Regions from separate parts of the Homo sapiens genome. Here region 2 is linked to region 1. The links are chromatin loops, found by intact Hi-C in ENCODE. Cell type or tissue: GM12878. All regions are shown on one strand. Links, peaks and the distances in the headings refer to the core of each region. The heading gives the core; the rest is flanking DNA.

Region 1 (10,927 bases), core at 1,518-9,517:
ATGGCACAGCTCAGGCAAAGAACCTGCATAATAAAAGATTGGGGAGGGGGCTGCCAGAAATTCATGCCGTATGCAAATGTTACATCTGGTCCTATGTAGATAAGACACTACCTCCCCACCAGCTCATCTATAAAACCCCTACGTTTTGCCACGAATCTGCAAACCATTTTTCCAGGACCTCTCTCTGTAGCAGAGAGCTATTGACTTTCTTTCGCCTATTGAACTTCCACTCTTAACGCCACTCTTGGGTGTCCGTGTCCTCGATTTCCGTGGCCATGAGACAACGAACATCAGGTATTACCCCAGAAAATGAGGCTGCCTCACAACTAAACCAAAGTCAAGAGGACAGATGAAAAATGAACTCAGGATACAAACATTGCTTCAAGAACGTGATTCTCTGAAGTATGGCTGCTGAAACTTCCTGTTGTAACCAGAAACCCCTGAAACCAGCTTTTTTTTTTTTTTTTTTTTTTTTTTTTTTTTTTTTTGGACAGTCTTCTCTGTCACCAGGCTAGAGTGAAGTGGCACAATCTCGGCTCACTGCAACCCATGACTCCCTGGATCAAGCGATTCTCCAGCCTCAGCCTCTGAGGTAGCGGGGATTACAGGCACATGCCAAGATGCCCACTAATTTTTGTATTTGTAGTAGAGACAAGGTTTCACCATGTTGGCCAGGATGATCTTGAACTCCTGACCTTGTGATCCAACCGCCTTGGCCTCCCAAGGTGCTGGGATTACAGGCATGAGCCAACGTGCCAGCCAAGATTTTTCTTTTAGCTGCTAAAATAAATTACCTGGGACTTTAAAAATAGTTTGTGAACGAAGTATCTGAGACAAATCTCAATCAGTTTAGAAAGTTTATCTTGCCAAGGTTAACTGCATGCCCACGACACAGGCTCAAGAGGTCCTAATGTCATGTGCCCAATATGGTCTAGGTAGAGCTTACATTTTAGGGAGTCATGACGTATCAGTAAGTGTCAGATGTACGTTGGTTAAGTCGGGAAAGGTGGAACAACCCAAAGCGGGGTGGGGGGTGGATTCCAGGACATAGGTAAATAAGAGACAAATGGTTGTTTTCTTTGAGTCTCTGATTAGCCTTTTGTACTTTGAGTAATTTTGTTCTCACATATTTTATTTTATTTTGAGATGAGGTCTTGCTCTTTTGCCAGATACTCAGGAGGCTGAGGCAGGAGAATCATCTCAACCCAGGAAACAGAGTTTGTGGTGAGCCAAGATCACACCATTGCACTCCAAGATGTGGTTGGGGAGAAATCCACAAATTTTGGTGATCAGAACTGAGGCATTCTGTGCTCAGTGGCATGAGAGAGTAGGAAAAACACTTTTTTTTTTTTTGTATTTCTTTTTTTTGGCGGGGGGTGGAGTCTTTCTTTGTTGCCCAGGCTAAAGTGCAGTGTCGGAATCTCAGCTCACTGCAGAGTCCACCTCCCGGGTTCGAGAGATTCTTCTGCCTCAGTCTCCCGAGTAGCTGGGATTACAGGCACCCACCACCACACCCGGCTACTTTTGGTATTTTTAGTAGAGACGGAGTTTCACCATGTTGGCCAGGCTGGTCTCAAACTCCCGACCTGAAGTGATCCGCCCTCCTCAGCCTCTCAAAATGATGGGATTACAGGCATGAGCCACCGCGCATGGCCTTTTTTTCCTACTTCAAATAGGCAAGCCAACTATTTGAACAAGCAGAGAGGGCTCTGTGCAGTATCCCGGGCCCCGGTTGCAAAGGAGGAGCAGCCCAGGTTTTCCGATCTCTTGATTAGGTGTTCCAAGTACAGGAAATGGGATGGAACCTGGTAGGTCAAGGGGTAGGTGTATGGAGGCCTCAGATCTTATCTATAGGGACAGAGAATGGAGCGTCAGAAGGAGTCAAGTACAGAATGAGAGACCACAGGGGAAGGAGACCCCTTTGACACAGCCCTCCCTGTTCCAGAGTCAAGAAACCAATGAGGTCACAGAAGCCAGATGACACGGTGTTGCCCATCAGGATAAAGATTCTGCCTTTGTCTCTGAGCTGCAGCATCACTAGAGGACAAAAAAATCAAACTACTACACATCTAAAGAGCAGAGGGGCCTGGCGTGGTGACTCACACTTGTAATTTCAGCACTTTGGGAGGCCGAGGCAGGAAAAACACCTGAGGTCAGGAGTTCGAGACCAGCCTGGCCAACATGGCACAACCCCGTCTCTACCAAAAATGCAGAAATTAGCCTAGTATGGTGGTGATGCATGCCTGTAGTTCCAGCTACTTGGGAGGCTGAGGCAGGAGAATCACTTGAACCCAGGTGGTGGAGGTCGTAGTGAGCTATTGTGCCACTGCACTCCAGTCTATGCAACAGAGTGAGACGCTGTCTCAAAATAAATAAATAAATAAATAAAATAAAATAAAATAAATAACAGAGACATAAGAGGGGGCAAAGAAAGATGTCCACTCAGAGATCTCAGGATTTAAACTTTTCTTTTCCCGCCGAATTCTCCCACTTGCAGAGAGATTTGAGGGTGGAGCTTCCACTCTGCCCATCTGAGCTCCTATTTGTGTTTACACCCATAATACATTCCTACCCATCTGTATTTTTTTTGTTATTTTCACTTCATTCTCCACAGTCCAGGGCTCCTTCCCTCACTCCAACATGGAGATAACAGGTCAGAAAGACTCCTGCTTATTAAAAAAAAAAAAAAAAAAAAAAAAAAAAAAAAAGGAAGATGACGTGCTGGAGCTTTTCTAGAGCCGCAGCCCTATGTTTTAGTAAGAAAGAAAACATTACAGATGGATCTAGCAAAATATTTCACAATTTCCTCCACTGACTGCCTCCTTCTGAATGCTTAGGGAGAATAGTCATATGTAATATGTGGACAACGAGCTCTCGTCCAAGAACTACTGAATCAAAAACACAGGAGTAGCAAACAGGGAAATGGATATCTTTTTGTTTTTTTTAGACGGAATTTCACTCTTGTTGCCCAAGGTGGAGTGCAATGGCGCGATCTCAACTCACCACAACCTCCGCCTCCCGGGTTCAAGTGACTTCTCTCACCTCAGCCTCTCGAGTAGTTGGGACTACAGTCATGCCCCACCACCCCTGGCTAATTTTGTGTTTTTAGTAGAAACAAGGTTTCTCCATGTTGGTAAGGCTGTTCTGGAACTCCCGACCTCTGGTGATCCGCCTGCCTCAGCCTCCCAAAGTGCTGGGATGACAGGCGTGAGCCATCGTGCCTGGCCAGAACTGGATTATCTTTAAAGTCACCCAGATGGTTTTGTTTTGCTTTTTGAAACAGAGTCTCGCACTGTCACCTGGGCTGGAGTGCAGTGGCAGGCTCTTGGCTCACTGCAACCTTCTGCTCCTGGGCTCAAGCGATTCTTTTTCCTCAGCCTTTCTAGTATCTGGGATTTCAGGTGAGTACCACCATGCTCGGCTAATTTTTGTATTTTTAGTAGAGACGGAGTTTCATCATGTTGGCCAGGCTGGTCTCAAACTCCTGACCTGAAGTGATCCACTAGCCTCACCCAAAGTGCTGGGATTACAGTCGTGAGCCTGGGCTACAGAGCCAGAGCCCATCCCAAATATTAATTAATTAAATTAAAAGTATTATGTAATAACACCAATTTTTTTTTTCCCACTTCACTGCTCCACTTCCTACCCAACTCTGGGAAAAGGCAAGAGAGTGACTCACAACTGAATAAGTCACTGCTGTTTGGCTGAATAGGGATTTCAGGTGGAAGCTAACCTCTGATGCTAAGATTTACAGGTACATGTCTCATAGACAGGAGTTTAAAAATTCTCAACCTCATCTGTATAATTTAAACAAGTTTTAAGTTATCAGATTATATACAAAGAAGTCAACGACTAATGATATCCAGTGAACTAACCTACTCATCTTTACCCAAAGTCCCCCGCTCCTTTTTTTCTTTTGAGACAGTGTCTCACTCTGTTGACCAGGCTGGAGTGCAGTGGCATGATCTCGGCTCACTGCAGCCTGGGCCTCCTGGGCTCAAGTTATCCTCCTACGTCAGCCTCCAGAGTAGCTAGGATTACAGCTGTGCACCATCACGCCCGGTTAATTTTTTTTTTTTTTTTTTTTTTTGGTCAGAGATGGGGAGGTCTCATTATGTTGCTCGAACTCCTGTACTCAAGCAATCCCCTTGTCTCAGTCTCCTATAGTGCTGGGATTAGAGACGTGAGCTACTGCGCCCAGCCCCTCTGTCTTCATTACTGTGCTTCCCTCGCTAAATCTGTACATATCTCTCATTCTCCCCTTCTCTCTCTAGCTCTTGTTTTCTTGTCTTTTTCCCTGGGCTTCCGTGCCTCATTTTTGCCCCTCTCCTCTTCTGCTGTTTATCCCCTTCTTCCCTCTATTACTTCTCTTCCACCTTTTCTGCTCCATCCTCGCTACTTATTTAACCTCTTATTGCTCCTTCTCCCACAATCTTTGGATTGTCCTCAACCTCCATAGATTCCGCCTCTTCTCCCATCTCTGCGCCTCCTCTGCTCTCCCTGTTACATTCTCTCTTCCCTGTTATACATCCCTGTCCACACTTTATGGCACTCTAGACCCACAGTAGTCCTCCCTGCTGTGCTTCTCCCTCTGTCCTTGCCACCAGCACCACTCTGCTCTGTCTGCCCTGGCTCCAAACCCCTCCTCCTCTCCCTCACTCTGATGAGCCTTCCTCTTTGCTGCCCCCTCTCTTCCTTGCTGTCCTTCATCTCTCTGTACATCTAGCTTTTCTCTACATTTCTCCAGTTGCTTTTCTCCTCCTGCTCTTTTCTTATCTCAGGTTTTCTACTGCTCTCTCTCACCTGATTCCTTTGGCCCATACAATTACAGGAGGGTTTGGAGTAAGACGTCTGCATCCCGGGGGAGCTCATTTTCCAGGGGCTGGAGCTGGGCAGGCAAGGACACCCCGTGTCACAGGACAGGCCCCGGACACCTTCCCAACGCGGGCTCAGGGGAAGCGGTGACGGCGGAGAGGAGACCTGGGGAGCAGCAGGGCCCGGCACGAGAAGGGAGGTGGGGGACGACGGCGCCTTAAGACAATGGTGGGGTCTGAAGGATCTCAGGACCAGGCAGAGGACGCAGCCTCCGCGGGACTGGGGGCACGGCGCTGCACTCGAGGGGCCGTCGAAGGCGAGGGTGGGAGGCGCCCAGGGCGGGAATCCACCTCACCTGTAAGGACTTTAAAAAGCGCGGGGCGGGAGGAGTTAGAAAAAGGTTTTGAGCAGGAAAACTACCCAATACAAAGTGTATACATTGCCCTATAGCAGCAAGACCAGAGACCGCACCAGCTTCAAGGCGATTTTAAACCCAAAAGGAAGTGAACCCCGGACTCTCAAAGGGAAGTCTCAATTTGCTCTGGGTGAAGACGGGCGAGAATTTCCAGGTCTGTGGGGACCCCACGTCCCAGGTACAGACGCGCCGGGGACCTGGGACGCACAGACTTAATATAAAACAGAGAGAAACTCACGCGCTGCCGTGGGACCTTCACTCCACGCTCTCCGCTTCCAGGTTCGCGCTGATCTGCTCGCGCAGGACAGAAGCCAGGCCTGGGCGGGGTCCAGGAGGAGGTGGGCGGGGCCTGGGCAGGCGGAAGCGGGGCGCGAGGCGGAGAGACTTTGCCCTTTAGAACCGGCAGAGGGCGGGGCCGGGGCGGGACAGAGTCAGTCTTGAGCCCAGCGCCTCCGTTTTTCGGGTTTTGGAAGGGAGACTGGCCGGGAAGGCTGAGGCATGAGTCAAAAGCCCTGGAATTGTCTGGAACGGGGATGCAAACTAGAATGTGAAATGCAAAGTCCTGCCTGGGCAGAACTACGATTTCATACTGAGGGCCCACAGGACAGAACAGAAATCCTCTCCCTTTCTATTCTCCATTCACTCGGGGTCGGGGAGGGCGGGTCGGCGGTGGGGGCAGAGTCCACCCTGTGCTCAGCTTCAGAGACTTCCCTAGGGCCACCGCCTGGGATGCGGGACGGAGTGCTCAGGCCAGGGAGGAGCGAAGTCACCACCTGCTGCTTAAACACAGCAGAGATGCGGGCACTGGGGAGGGAGCCTGAGGTCCCAGCTACTCAGGAAGCAGCAGCGGGAGGGTTGCTGAGCCTGGGGTTCCAGACCAGCCTGGGCGACAAAGTAACACCCCCTCCCGCAGGGCTCCCTTCCTCGTTCTCTAACTTTTTAAAATAAAATTTTGATTGTGTGATGTAGGGATCCAACATTATTCTTTTCCATGTGAATATCAAGTTAGTTGTCCCAGCACATTTGTGGAGGAGATCTATTACTTTCTTAATTTCCTTTTTTTTTTTTTAAGACAGAGTATTTCTCTGTCGTCCAGGCTGGAGTGCAGTGGCAAGGTCTCGGCTCAGTGCAGCCTGTACACCCTGTGTTGAAGTGATTCTCCTGCCTCACCCTCCGGAATAGCTGGCATTACAAGCGCGCCACCATGTCCGGCTAATTTTTGTATAATTGGTAGAGATGGGGTTTCACCATGTTGGCCAGGCTGGTCTCAAACTCCTGACTTGAAGTGATCTGCCTGCCTTGGCCTCCCAGAGTGCTGTGATTACAGGCGTGAGCCACCATGCCTGGCACAAGAAATACTCTTTACTTCACTATTTAAATGTTGAGACAATATATTTGAAAACAAAATGATCTTCCCCCAAATGAAAAATCATCTCCACGATAATAAAGAAATAAAAATCATTTTATTAATAAATAAGCCTTAGACCAGAATGTGATGGGAAATAGAGGAAAAGAGCTAAGAGTTTGAAATCAGATGCTTCAGTGTTCTATACAACCCATTAAGGACATGTTTTCAAGATAAACACTAATCAGTCCTCAGGGAAGAGGACACATAGTTGAACAGTCACACATAGTTCATCCTGACTCTACTTGGTAATGGAGGTGACCATCTGTGTCAGCTAACTAGCGTCATCCTGAGGGAGGGGGAGAAACCCTAACCCACAACTTTTGGCAAGTGTGAGTTTTACAACATGGCGACAGGGGCCCTCTCTGGTGAGGCTCCTACAATCCGACAGAAACTGATGTCAGCAGTAAATAATAAAATTTAGAATATATGATTAAGTACAGAATTTATTTGAAGGCAAAGCTTGGAAATAGCCACGTGGAAACATCAACTCTAAATGAATGGGATCAGCGTTCCCAAGTAGAGACGTTAAGATTTCACACACAGGGAAAGACAGAGAAGCTTTAGCAGAATCACCACGTTTTTTATTCTGGGCCAGTGCATAGGCTGCAGCAACTTGATTGATTACGGATAGATACACTTCAAGGAAGGTTACTTTATCACTACATAAGAAGGGACAATGATCCGAGGAGGTCTTATCTCTGGGGCTACTTAGTCTTCTTAATTACTTACAGGAAAACTCTTAGAAGTTGCACCTGCATTCCACTGGACTCAGGTTGCCTGACCACATTCCTCTCAAGGCTCAGAATTATCTCAAAGTCCATAGCCTTAAATTGAAGTTATTTGATGTTTGAATTATTTAATTTCCTACTGAGATAAAGGTACTGTTTCCCTTGTTGTTTGCCTTTCAAAGAGAGCTCCCAAGTCCTTCAAAAATACACCCCTGGGTCATTAAGCTGAAAAAAGGTTTAATTTCTAAAAAAAAAAAACAAAGTTAGCCGGGCATAGTGGTTCATACCTGTAATCCCAGCTACTCGGGAAGCTGAGGCAGGAGAATCGCTTGAACTCGGGAGACGGAGGTTGTGGTGAGGCGAGATCGTGGCTTGCACTCAAGCCTGGGTAACAAGAGAAAAACTCTGTCTAAAAAAAAAAACCTCAGAAGACAGAGAAAATGAATTTACAAATTTTCTAATTGAATGTTCTAAGAGACAAAAGGAAAGAAAAATCTCTTCCTTTACTTTTAAAGGAGGACTTATACCTCTCATTTATTTGCTTGTTTGAGACAGGGTCTAGCTTTTTCACCCAGGCTGGAGTGTGGTGGCAAGATCAGAGCTCACTGCAGCCTCCAACTTTCTGGCTCAAGTGATCCTCCCACCTCAGCACCCCAAGCAGCTGGGACCACAGGTGTGGACTAACACACCTGGCTGTTTTTTTTTATTTTTAGTAGAGATGAGGTCTTACTATGTTGCCTAGGCTGATTTCGAATTCCTGGGCTTAAGCGATCCTCCCTCCTTGGCCTCTCAAAGTGCTGGGATTACAGGTGTGAGCCACCGCTCCGGGCCCTGAGTTTATTTCCATGAAATATGAAATTATCCTCCACTCCTGGGAGTAATAGGCAGTTTTGCACGTCACCTTTCAGTTTCCATTATCCACTCAAACAACCCAGGACCTTGCTTAGTTTAATAATCCCTTCTAATTGCCAGTGCCCGCGGCAACCAGCGCGCCACTCCACCCCTTTACCGAGGTCCCTGCCCCTCTCCCCCACCCTGCCCCAGACAGAGGGGAGCTCGCCCCGCCTGCCGGATGCGTGACTCTACCTGCTCAAAAAAGGCGCTTTGCATTAAAACCATTTTCAACTTAAGAGGAAAAACGATTCAGCGTTCAGTACAGGTGGCCCAACACAATATGTTGTTTTACCTTCGATTGTTTGAAATATTAACTTAGGGGCCGGGCGCGGTGGCTCGCGCCTGTAATCCCAGCACTTTGGGAGGCCGAGGCGGGCGGATCACGAGGTCAGGAGATCGAGACCATCCTGGCTAACACAGTGAAACCCCGTCTCTACTGAAAATACAAAAAATTAGCCAGGCATGGTGGCGGGCGCCTGTAGTCCCAGCTACTCGGGAGGCTGAGGCAGGAGAATGGCATGAACCCGGGAGGCGGAGCTTGCAATGAGCCGAGATCGCGCCACTGCCCTCCAGCCTGGGCGACAGAGCAAGTCTCTAAAATGGACAGGAGGCATCCCTGTGATATTAGGGGTAATATCACGGCACATCAGAAACTATCCACCAATTAGTACCCGGAGAATCTAGTCCTGCAGGGCAAGAGGATGACAGCAGACGACACCTGGGGTCCAGCTGAGGAGAAAGCCAGGACCCGCCCCCTCGAGACCCTGCCCTTCAAAACACCACTTCCAGACCTTGCCCTCAAGATGACGATCACCCTCTGGCCCGGCCTCCAGGCAGCCTCCTCATTCTTGCCCCGCCCAGATTCTGTTCAAGGCCCTGCCCCTTCTAATCAGGTCCCACCCCAACGGCCACCTACACACTCTCATAGCCAGGTGTGGCTGTGATCTATCAGCCTTGGGCTCCCAAAGTGCTGGGATTACAGGCATGAGCCACCCCACCTGGCCCAATCTTCTTAACATAAACACTTTAATGTAAATTAATTCTTAAACTCAAGGTTAAGTCAACTCAATCTCAAGTCAATGCCTATTTGGCTCTAATGTCAATTAAAGCTTTATGATCTTCTATAGTCACTGTATTTGGAACAGTTATCTCAAAAATGAATTTTCTGATGTTCTGCATGGAGTGCCCACAGACTGAAGACCTTGCCACACTTAAGACATTTGTAAGATTTCTGTCCAGTATGGATTCTCTGATGTCTAATGAGGTGTGAACGTGAAGTCAAGACTTTGCCACAATCATCACACTTGTGAGGTTTCTCTCCTGTATGAATTCTCCTATGTTTTGCATAGGATGAAGCTTGACTGAAGACCTTGCCACAGTCATGATATTTGTAAGGTTTCTCTCCAGTATGAGTTCGCTGATAAACTGCAAGATATGATCGATGTCTGAAAATTTTACCACATTTATTACACTTGTAAGATCTGTCTTCATTATGGATTCTCCAGTGATTTGCAATGGTTGTAGCATTACTGAAGACTTTGTGACAATCATTACATTTGCAAAGTTTCCCTACACCATGGATTGCTTGATGATAAAAAAGTGACGACTTCCCACTTAAGGCTTTGCCCCACTCATTACACTTGTAAGGTTTCTCTCCAGTATAAACTCTCTGATGTTGTGCAAGGTTTGATTGTTGATTAGAAACCTTAGACAGTATGAAGTCTATGATGACATGCAAGGTGTGCTTTTCTACTAAAAACCTTGCCACATTCATTACATGTGTAAGGTTTCTTTCCAGTATGAATTGCCTTATGCATTACAAGGGCTGAATTTTGAGCAAAGGTCTTTCCATACTCGTGAAATGTGTAAGGTTCTCTCCAGTATGAACTCTCTGATGTTGTGCAAGGCATAAATCATGGTGGAAAACCTTGTCACAACCCTTACATTTGTAAGATTTCCCTCCAGTATGAAGTCCATGATGTGCAAGGTTTGCTTTTCTACTAAAAGCCTTGCCACATTCGTTACATGTGTAACATTTCTCTCCAGTATGAACTCTTACGGCATGAAAGGCATGAATTATCCCAGAAAGCCTTGTCACAAACCTTACGTTTGTATGGTTTTTCTCCAGTATGAATTCTCCTGTGTGTTTCAAGTTGTGATCCTCAACTCTAAACTTTGTTGCATTCTTCACATTTGTAATGTTTCTGTACAGTATGAAGTCTATGATGACACTGAAGGGATGACTTCTGATTGAAGGTCTTGGAACACTCATTACACTTGTAAGGTTTTTCTCCAGTATGAACACTATGGTGCCATGCAAGGTATTGCTTCTGATGAAAGACTTTGCCACATACATCACATTTATACTGTTTCTCTCCTGAATGGGTTACGTGATGTCTCCTTAAACATGAGCTATGATTAAAGGCTTTGCCACACTCATTACATTGGAAAGGTTTTTCCCTCATGTGTACTTCTTGTATTTGTGTGAATAATGAAGAATAGAGGAAATTCTTCCCATACTTAATAGAAATATGGGTTTTGAGCCTACAAATTATTTGGGATGTTGAAGCTGAGGAAGCATCATTGATAGACTTCTCCACTTGATTACCAATTTTCCCTTGGGTCTGAAACATGTGGAGTTCAGGCAGATGCGAATGAAAGCTTGAT
Region 2 (10,927 bases), core at 1,030-9,029, 91 kb before region 1:
AGCAGGAGATTCATTAAACCATTCTTAACACATTAAGCTCATGGAGACTGTGGGGTTACTGTGGAGAGGCTTGTGAAACAGGTGTTTTTGGTAAAAATGGTTACAATTTATTTTTTGAGATGGAGTCAGCCTCTGCCACCCAAGCTGGAGTGCAGTGACATGATCTCAGTTTACTGCAACCTCTGTCTTCTGGGTTCAAGTGATTCTCCTGCCTCAGCCTCCCAAGTAGCTGGGGTTATAGGCGTGTGCCACCACGCCCGGCTAATTTTTTTGTATTTTTAGTAGAGATGGGGTTTCACCATGTTGGCCAGGGTGGCCTCAAAGTTCTGACCTCAGGTTATCCACCCACCTCAGCCTCCCAGAGTGCTGGGATTACAGGCACGAGCCACCGTGCTCAGCTCTACCAATGTTTATTAAATATATATTTTGATATTTAAACATCACAGGATGGATATATTTGTTTTCTAGTAAAACTCTTAGCAAAGCTGCAGACCCTTTGCCACAAAGCATCTCCTTTCCCTGTCACGTCCTCCACCCTCTTTCCAAACTCACTGGGGAGCCGCTACTGTCAGTTCTGTGCCAAGTGTCAGAGCAAGTCTTGTACACCTGTATTTCTGCATCATTATGAGACTTTAAAAATAATTCCGTAGTAAATTAAAAAAATAAAATGTTTTATAGTTATGTTTTTACTTTAGGATTGGGGCTACATGTGATGGTTTGTTACATAGGCAAACTCATGTCATTGGAGTTTGTTGTACACCGGTATCAAGCCCAGTACCCAGTAGCTTTTTTTCTTTTCTTTTTTTTTTGACACTGAGTTTTGCTCGTTTTTTGAGTCTGGAGTATGATGGCATGATCTCGGCTCACTGCAACCTCTGCCTCCTGGGTTCAAGCAACTCTCCTGCCTCAGCCTCCTGAGTAGCTGGGATTACAAGCACATGCCTCCATGCCTGGCTAATGTTTGTACTTTTAGTAGAGACAGGGTTTCACCATGTTGGCCAGGCTGATCTTGAACTCCTGACCTCAGGTGATCCAACCCCCTTGCCCTAGCAAAGTGCTGGGATTACAGGCGTGAGCCACTGTGCCCAGCCCCATTAGCTATTTTTTCTGCTCCTCTCTCCTCCCCATCTCCACCCTCACCTAGACCCCAGCGTCTATTGTTTTCTTTGTGTTTTAGTAAATATTTTACTTTGATATTTCATCCTGCTAGTTGTGAAAATTTACATGTTGTTATGTTAGTAAACATGGCTAGCTTGCTCTTTGACATCTGCATTGGAAATTGGCTGAATGACAGTATGTGGGTCCTTTGCAATTTTTCTCTGTATAAAGAGTGCCATAGTGGCTGCATCTGAGCATGCCTGCATTCCTACAGATATCTAAAGATTCCTCCATGTCAGGCAGTTGAAAGGGTGATTGCTTCCTCTAGGAGGGGACATTTCCTGTTTTCTTAGATCTGACAAGATTCCTCCCTGTCCCCAACTATCAAAGTATCCGTTTCCAGCAAGATGAGATTCCTCTTCAGTTAAACAAAACTTGCTACTTTTTATATTTTAAAAATCTTTATATATATATATACACACACACACACACATACATATACGTACACATTGGCACACATATATGTATATATTTTGAAAATTTGCTGGATGTGGTGACTCATGTCTGTAATCCTAGCACTTTGGGAAGCTGAGGTTGGTGGGTCACCTGAGCTCAGGAGTTCAAGACAAGCCTGGCCAACATGGTGAAACCCCATCTTTACTAAAAATACAGAAGTTAGCCGGGCATGGTGGTGGGCACCGGTAATCCCAGCTACTCTGTGGCTGAGGCAGGAGAACCACTTGAACCCAGAAGGCAGAGGTTGCAGTGAACCAAGATTGCATTACTGCACTGCAGCCTGGGCGACAGAACGAGACCCTGTCTAAAAAAAAAAAAAAAAAAAAAAAAAGGAAGAAAGAAAAGATCTGGGGAAAATGACAACTTTTTTTTATTAGCATGTAGTTTCTTGCGAGTCTCTGTTTTATTATTTTGTGGACCTATATCAACAAAATGGATTTTTGTACTTTGAGTTATTCTGTTTTCATATATTTGATTTTATTTTGAGAGAAGGTCTTGCTGTGTCGCTTAGGCTGGAGAGCAATGGCGTGATCTTAGCTCACTGCAACCTCCTTCAGGCTCAAGCCATTTCCCAACCTCAGCCTCCCAAGTAGCTGGGACCACAGGTGAGTTCCACCATGGCCGGTTAATTTTTTTTTTTTTTTTTTTTTGAGATGGAGTCTCACCCGGTAGCCAGGCTGGAGTGCTGTGGCGTGATCTCGGCTCACTGCAAACTCTGCCTCCTGGGTTCAAGTGATTCTCCTACCTCAGGCTCCCAAGTATGTGGGACTACACGTGAGTGCCACCACGCCCGGATAATTTTTTGGTATTTTCAGTAGAGATGGTATTTCACCTTGTTAGTCATGACAGTCTGGATTTCATAACCTCGTGATCCGTCCGCCTCAGCGTTTTAAAGTGCTGGGATTACAGGCGTGAGCCACCTCTTCTGGCCTTTTTTTTTTTTTTTTGAGACAAAGTCTCTGTTATCCAGGCTGGAGTTCAGTGGCATGATCTCAGATCACTGCAAACTCTGCCTCCCAGGCAATTCTCCTGTTTTAGCCTCCCAAAAAGTTGGGGATTATAGTCCAGTGCCACCACCCCCAACTAATTTTTTTTGTATTTTTAGTAGAGATGGGGTTTCACCATTTTGGCCCAGCTAGTCTTGAACTCCTGCCCTCAGGTTGTAGCAGGATGAGCCACAGACAAAACTTCTCAGACACCGAGTTGTAGAAGGAAGGGCTTTATTCAGCTGGGAGCATTGGCAAGCTACTGTCTTAAAATCCGAGCTCTCTGAGTGAACAATTTCTGTCCCTTTTAAGGGCTCACAACACTAAAGATTTCACATTAAAGGGTAGTGATTGATTTGAGCAAGCAGGGGGTATGTGACAGGGGGTGCATGCGCTGGTGGTCAGAGTGAAACAGAACAGAACAGGAGGTTTCACAATGTCCTTCCATACAATGTCTGGGATCTATAGATAACATCAGTTGCTAGGTCAGGGGTGGAATTTTAATTACTAGGTTTAGGCCAGGCAGGCCGAGGCCTGGTTTCAGGTCTGGTTTTAGGTCTGATGCCTGGCATCGGGATGCCTGCCTTTGGTTTCACTTCCTTGTTTTTTTCTTAAAACAGGTACTGAGTATAAAACAATATAAAACAATATGAGAGGGTCTCTCTCTCTTCCCTCATTTCCCCCCTTTGAGAGTCTCACTTTTTATTAGTGGGAATTCTCACTCTTATTTTTGCTGCTTATGTCTTTTTGTGCAACAGATTGATAGTGATTCATATAGTACACTTGTGCTGAAGCATTTTGGTGAACTAAAATAGCGATGAAGCTTTTTATCGTTTGAAGAAGTACAGGTAGCAAACAAGGCAGCAGTAAGCAGGTTTCTATTACTATAATAACTCCTATTATAAGAGTTTTAAATCCTCCTAGTGCTGGGAACTACTTTCTAAACATGGCATCAGGGTTGAATCCATGCTACACTTGTATGGGCACATGTGTCAGTTTTGTCTTTTTTTTTTTTTTTTTTTTTTGAGACGAAGTCTTGCTCTGTCGCCCAGGCTGGAGTACAGTGGGTTGATCTCGGCTCACTGCAAGCTCCGCCTCCCGGGTTCACGCCATTCTTCTGCCTCAGCCTCCGGAGTAGCTGGGACTACAGGCGCCCGCCACCACACCCTGCTAATTTGTTGTATTTTTAGTAGAGACGGGGATTCACCGTGTTAGCCAGGATGGTCTCGATCTCCTGACCTTGTGATCCACCCACCTCGGTCTCCCAAAGTGCTGGGATTACAGGCTTGAGCCACCATGCCCGGCCAGTTTTGTCATATTTTTAACTATGTCTTTAACTACTTGCCTTTGATTATCTATGTGTAGACAGTAAGTAGTAAGGATAAATTTCTTTTTTTTTTTTTTTTTGAGATGGAGTCTTGCTCTGTCGCCCAGGCTGGAGTGCAGTGGCATGATCTCAGCTCACCGCAAGCTCCACCTCCCAGGTTCATGCCATTCTTCTGCCTCAGCCTCCCGAGTAGCTGAGACTGCAGGTGCCCACCACCACGCCTGGCTAATTTTCTGTATTTTTTTTTTATAGTGGGATTACAAGCATAAGCCACCAGGCCTGGCCTATTTTATTATTATTATTATTATTATTTTTTGAGACAGTCCTGCTTTGTCGCCCAGGCTGGAGGGCAGTGGGGTGATCTCGGCTCACTGCAACCTCTGCCTCCCATGTTCAAGTGCTTCTCCTGTATCAGCCCCTAGAGTAGCTGGGACTACAGGAGCTCACCACCACACCCTGTTAATCTTTGTATTTTTAGTAGAGACAAGGTTTCACCACATTGGCCAGGTTGGTCTCCAAACTCCTGAGCTCAAGTGATCCACCCACCTTGTCCTCCCAAAGTCCTGGTGTGAGCCACCTCACCCATCCCCTCTTCACTAATTTTTAATTTACCTAATGAATTCTGATTTTGAACCCATGTATTGCGTTTTTTCATTTAGTTACTCTATTTTTAGCCCAAGAGTTTCTGTGTAGTTCTTCATAGTTTCTGTATGTTGGTTGACCTTTGAATTTTCTGCATGCATTGCTTTTATAGTTTCTTGAAGCTGTCTCTTATTTCAATGCATTTCCAACTTTTTGGTGGATGTGGGTAACGGGGTCTCACTATGTCCCCCAGGCTGGAGGGCAGTGGTGCGATCTTGAGTCACTTCAACCTCTGCTCTCCAGGGTCAAGCAATCCTCCCACCTCAGCCTGGTGAGTAACTGTGGATGTGTCCTCTCTAGGTTTTTGCTTCTCATCTCTGAACTGAAGTTGATTTAAGTGTGTGTGGATGTGGTCTGAAGTGTGCAGGAGAGATTAATGGAGAAGCCCAACATGGTGAAACCCAGTATCTACTAAAAACAGAAAACAATTAGCCAGGCGTGGTCGCACTGGCCTGTAATCGCAGCTACCTGGCTGACTGGGGCAGGAGAACTGCTTGAACCCGGGAGGTGGAGGTTGCAGTGAGCCGAGATAGTGCCAGTACACTCCAGCCTGGGTGACAGAGCTAGACGCTGTCTGAAAAAATGACAGCAACAACAAACAAACAACTAAAAAAAAAAAGGTTATTCTGTAAATAATTAGGAAGACTAAGCAGCCCCAGAGTTAAGACCTTTTGGCATCATTGTCCCTTCTTATGGAGTGATAAAGTAACCTTCCTTGAAGTGTATCAATCCATCACCAGTCAAGTTGCTGCACCCTAGGCACTGGTCTTGAATGGAAAATGTGATTCTGGTAAAGCTTCTCTGTCTTTTCCTATGTGTGTAAAATCTTAACGTCTCCACCTGAGAACGCTGATCCTATTCATTTGAAGTTGATGTTTCCAGGTGGCTATTTCCAAGCTTTGTGTTCAAACAAACTCTGCACTTAATCATATATTCTAAATTTTATTATTTACCTCTGACATCAGTGTCTGTCGTATTGTAGGAGTCTCACCAGAGAGGGCACCTGTCCCCATGTTGTGAAACTCACACTTGTCAAAAAGACATGGGTTAGGGTTTTTCCCCCTCCCTCGGGATGAAGCTAATTAGCTGACACAGATGGTCACCTCCATTACCAAGTAAAGCCAGGATGAAGTATGTGTGACCCAAGGGGTTGTCAAATCCCCTTCCCTGAGGACTGATTAGTGTTTATCTTGAAAACATGTGCTTAATGGGTTGTATAGAACAGTGACATTTCTTTCTCTCTTTTCAACCTCATAGCTGTTTGCCTCTATTTCCCATCACATTTGAGTCTAAGGTTCTTTATTAAAATGGTTTTTATTTATTTCTCTGTTGTCGTGGAGATAATTACCCATTTGGGGGAAGATTTTCTTTGTTTTCAATTATATTTTCTCAACGTTTAAACAGTAAAGAGCATTCCTTAGGCTATGCAAGGTAGCCCACGCCTGTAGTCCCAGCACTTTAGGAGGCCGAGGCAGGTAGATTACTTGAAGTTCGGAGTTTGAGACCAGCCTGGCCAACATGGTGAAAGCCCGCCTCTATCAAAAATACAAAAATTAGCCGGGCATGGTCGCTCGTGCCTCTAATACCAGTAATACTGTAATACTCCGGAGGCTGAGGCAGGAGAATCGCTTCAACCCAGGAGGCAGAGGTCGCAGTGAGCAGAGATCACGCCCCTTCACGCCAGCCTGGGCGACAGAGGGAGACTCCCTCAAAGAAAAAGAAAAGAAAAACGTGAAAAAAAAGTAATAGATTTCTTCCACAAATGTGCTGGAACAACTAACTGGATATCCACACGGAACAGAATAATGTTGGATCCCTATGTCACACCATCAAAAATTTTATTTAAAAAGGTTTAAAAAGCGAGAGAGAGAGAGAGAGAGAGAGACGGAGAGAGAGGGAGACAAGGAAGGTGGCCTTGCGGGAGGGGGTGTTACTTTGTCGCCCAGGCTGGCCTGGACCCCAGGGCTCAGCGATCTTCCTGCTCCTACTTCCTGAGTAGCTGGGACCTCAGGCTCCCGCCTTCGCGCCTGCACCCCTGCTGTGTTTAAGCAGCAGGTGGTGACCTCACTCCTCCCTGGCCTGAGCACTCCGTCCCGCACCCCAGGCAGTGGCTTTAGGGAAGTCTCTGAAGCTGAGCACAGGGCGGACCCTCCCTCCCTTGTGAATGGAGAATAGAAAGGGAGAGGAGTTCTGTTCTGTTCTGTGGGCCGTCAGCATGAAATCCTATGTTCCGCCCTGGCAGGGCTTTGCATTTCACATTCTAGTTTGCATCCCCGTTCCAGAAAATTCCAGGGCTTTTGAATCATGCCTCATACTTCCTGGCCGCTGTCGCCTCCCAAACCCGAAAAACAGAGGCGCTGGGAGCCAGGATGTGAGACACACAGGTCCCGCCCCGGCCCCGCCCTCTGCCGGTTCTAAACCGCAAAGTCTCTCTGCTTCGCGCCCCGCCGCCACCCGGCCCAGGCCCCGCCCACCACCTCGCGGGGCCCGCCGAGGCCTGGCTTCTGTCCTGCGCGCGCAGATTCTCGCAAATCTGGAAGCGGATCGCGTGGAGTGACGGTCACACCGCGGCGGTGAGTTTCGCTGTTTTGTATTAAGTCTGCATTTCCCAGGTCCTCAGCGTTTCTGTCCCTCGGACCTAGGGTCCCCACAGATCTGGAACTTCTCTCCCGTCTTCACCCAGAGCAAATAGAGACATCCCCGTGAGAGTCTGGAAGTCGCTTCCTTTTGGGTCTAAAGTCGCCCTGAGGTTGGTCCCATCCCCTGTCTTTCTGCTCTAGGGCAATGTATACACTTCCTATCGCGTAGTTGTTGTTGTTTTTTTTTTTTTTTTCTCAAAATCATTTTCAGACTCCTCCCGCCCCGCGCTTTTTAACGTCCTCACCCGCGAAGTGGATTCCCGCCGTGGGCACCTCCCAGCCTTGCCCTTGTCGGCCTCTGAAGCGCAGCGCCGCGGCCCCTGTCCCGGGGAGGCCGTGTCCTCTGCCTAGTCCTGGGATCCTGCAGACCCCACCCTTGTCCTCAGGCGCCGTCGCCCCCCACCTCCCTCCTCGTGCCGGGCCCTGCTGCTCCCCAGGTCTCTCCTCCGCAGTCACCGCTTCTCCTGAGCCCGCGTTGGGGAGGTGCCCGGGGCCTGTCCTGTGACACGGGGTGTTCTTGCCTGCCCAGTTCCAGCCCCTGGAAAATAAGCTCCTCCGGGATGCAGGCGTCTTACTCCAAACCCTCCTGTGATTGTGTGGGCCAAAGGGATCAGGAGACGGACAGAGAGCAGTGGAAAACCTGAGACAGAGAAAAGAAGAATGAGAAAGAGCCATAAGAGATGGCAAAGTAGAGGATGGGTGAGGGATTTGCCAAGAGACAGCAAAAGTGAAAAGAAAACGATAAGAAAGCAGGAGGAGAAAAGCAAGTGCAGAAATGTAGAGAAAAGCTGGATGTACAGAGACATGAAGGACAGCAAGGTAGGGAGAGGGGCAGCAAAGAGGGAGGCTCATCAGGGTGAGGGAGAGGAGGAGGGATTTGGAGCCAGGGCAGACAGAGCAGAGTGGTGCTGGTGGCAAGGAGAACAGAGGGAGAAGCACAGCAGGGAGGACACCTGGGGATCTGGAGTGCTAGAGAGTGGGGATGAGGGTATAACAGGGAAGAGAGAATGTAACAGGGAGAGCAGAGGAGGCGCTGAGATGGGAGAAGAGGCGGAAATATTTGTGTTAGGGGAAACTGAAGAATGGAGAGACCAATATGAGAGAAACAGAATTGTTTATTTTAGGTACGCACTGGCTCAGTGGATTCATATCCAAAAAGCTGAGCACTGAACAAAGACAGAGCAGGGTTTTTATAAGTGGCCTTACAAAAGCAAAACAAAAGCAGTTAATTATACAGTGACAGGTTGTGTAATCTATAGCATAACATATCTTGTGACCTTGGGTTGCCGGTGGCCTTGTAGCTGCATCAAAGGAAAAACAAGAACTGACTAAATACAGACATTTGTAAAACATAATAATGCTTAAGAAGCCTGGAAAAAGAGTAACAGTAAAATAATCTCTCTCTTTTTTTTTTTTTTTTTTTTTTCCTTCAACCTTGCTCTGGAAGGTGGGGGTGTCTGGAGCCCATTCATTTAGACTTGGCTATTCGGACAGCGTTATCCTGTAACCGTTCTTGATGTGAGCTTGACAGGCAGAGGAAAACTTGTTCTTTTCTTTTTATTTTTAAACCTTGCCTTGCCACATTGTGGGCCTTAGCTTTTACTTTTCTTGGAGTGAATAAATGCAGTACTTATTATTTTTAAATTTCTGTCCATATAGAGATAGAGGATGATCAAAAGATTGGGGAGAAGAGCAGCAAGATGTTAGATAAGTTACAAGGATGGAGCAGAAGAGGTGGAAGAGAAGGAATAGAGTGAAGAAGGGGATAAACAGCAGGAGAGGAGAGAGGTACAAAATGAGGAGCAGAACCCCGGGGGAAAATAAAACAAGAGCTAGAGAGAGAAGGGGAGAATGAGAGATACGTACAGAATCAGGGAAGGAAGCAAAGTAATGAAGAAAGAGAGGCTGGGTACAGTGGTTCATGCCTGTAATCCCAGAACTTTAGAAGACTGAGGCAGGGGGATTGCTTGAGTCCAGGAGTTCTAGACCAGCCTGCACAACATAGTGAGATCCTTATCTCTGCCAAAAAAAAAAAAAAATTAATCGGGTATGATGGTGCGCACCTGTAATCCCAGCTACTCTGGAGGCCAAGGGAGGAGGATCACTTGAGCTCGGGAGGTCCAGGCTGCAGTGAGCCAAGATCATGCCACTGCACTGCAGCCTGGTCAACAGAGTGAGACCCTGTTACCAAAGAAAAGAAGGGGCAGGGGGACTTTGGGATCAGATGAGTAGGTGAGTTTATTGGCTATGATTAGTTGTGACATGTTGACTTCTGTGTATATAATCTAATAATTTAAAACTTGATTAAATTATAAAGATGAGATTGAGAATTTTAAAATTCCTGTCTATGAGACATGTACATTCTGTAAATCTTGGCATCAGAGGTTAGCTTCCAGTTGGAATCCCTATTCAGCCAGAGAGCAGTGACTTATTGAGTTGGAAGTTACTCTCTTCCCTTTTCCCAGGGTGGGGTAGGACGTGGGGCAGTGAAGTGCAACAAAAATCACTTTCTGTTATTACACAATACTTTTAATTTAATTAATTAATATTTTGAGACAGGGTCTGGCTGTATCACTCGGGCTGGAGTGCAGTGGCGTGATCTCCTCTAACTGCAGCCTTGGCCCCCTGGGGTCAAGTGATCCTCCTACCTCAGCCTCCTGAGTAGTTGGGACCTCAGACATGAGCCACCAAGCCCGGCTAGTTATATATATATATACATTATATATATATATATATATATATACATTATATATATATATACACATTATATATATATACATTATATATATATATATATAAAATTTATATATATATAAAATTTACACATATAATTTATATATATAATTTATATATAAAATTTATATATAATTTATATATCTATATAAATTATAATTTATATAGATATATAAATTATAATTTATATTATAATTTATATAGCTATATAAATTATAATTTATATTATAATTTATATAGCTATATAAATTATATATATATAAATTATAATTTATATTATAATTTATATAGCTATATAAATTATATATCTATATATATAATTGTAAAACGGGGTTTTAAATTCCCAAGCTGGTCTCAAAATCCTGGGCTCAAAGGATCCTCCTGCTTTGACCTCCCAAAGTACTGGGATTACAGGGTTGAGGCACTGCGCCTGGCCTACATAGTACTTTTTTTTTTTTTTTTGAGATGGAGTTTTACTCTTGTTGCTCAGGCTGGAGGGCAATGTTGCAATCTCAGCTTAGTGCAACCTCTGCTTTCTGGGTTCAAGCAATTCTCCTGCCTTAGCCTCCTGAGTAGTTGGGATTACAGGCATGCGCCACCACTCTGGGCCAATTTTGTATTTTTAGTAGAGACAGGGTTTCTCCATGTTAGAGAGGCTGGTCTCAAACTCCTGACCTCAGGTGATCTGCTCACCTCGATCTCCCAAAGTGCTGGGATTACAGATGTGAGCCACTGCACCCAGCCCATAGTACTTTCTAAAATGGACATCAAAGCCAGGTGTGGTATCTCATGCCTGTAATCCCAGCACTTTGGGAGACCGAGGTGAGAGAATCACGTAAGGTCAGGAGTTCAAGAGCAGCCTGGCCAACATGGTGAAACGCCGTCTCTATGAAAAATACAAAACTTAGCCAGGCATGGTGGCGTGCACCTGTAGTTCCAGCTGCCCAGGAAGATGAGGTACACAATCACTTGAACCTGGGAGGTAG

What was found. Hi-C counts contacts between places; a loop is a spot of excess contacts. Peaks named below come from ENCODE experiments on the same cell type or tissue, not always from the same donor. Only the 100,000 strongest peaks of a DNase experiment are listed, where the experiment ranks them.
Region 2: a loop joins it to region 1, with 3 times the contacts of the local background. A loop is called at or near these places in 13 of 110 quality-filtered maps.

The regions. Positions count from the first base shown.
Region 1 is chr19:52,595,897-52,606,823 of GRCh38, reverse strand. LOC137778871 (a long non-coding RNA gene) reads right to left here and starts at 5,523. Exons shown (of 3, transcript NR_197425.1): 1 at 5,469-5,523. It also overlaps a transcript of ZNF701 not described here and the pseudogene ZNF137P. RefSeq lists enhancers at 4,564-4,643, 5,304-5,353, 4,965-5,471, 5,424-5,483 and a silencer at 5,604-5,663. In GM12878, for the core only: CTCF peaks have their summits at 4,678 and 5,642 (motif pointing right); a DNase peak (open chromatin) is centred at 5,563; H3K4me3 peaks cover 1,751 bases; H3K27ac peaks cover 543 bases.
Region 2 is chr19:52,686,658-52,697,584 of GRCh38, reverse strand. LOC122539214 (Zinc finger protein LOC122539214) reads left to right here and starts at 7,089. Exons shown (of 4, transcript NM_001396016.1): 1 at 7,089-7,142. It also overlaps a transcript of ZNF83 not described here. RefSeq lists enhancers at 644-1,455, 3,690-4,225, 7,420-7,955 and a silencer at 6,917-7,126. In GM12878, for the core only: a CTCF peak has its summit at 5,559; DNase peaks (open chromatin) are centred at 5,634, 7,004 and 7,302; H3K4me3 peaks cover 3,010 bases; H3K27ac peaks cover 1,867 bases.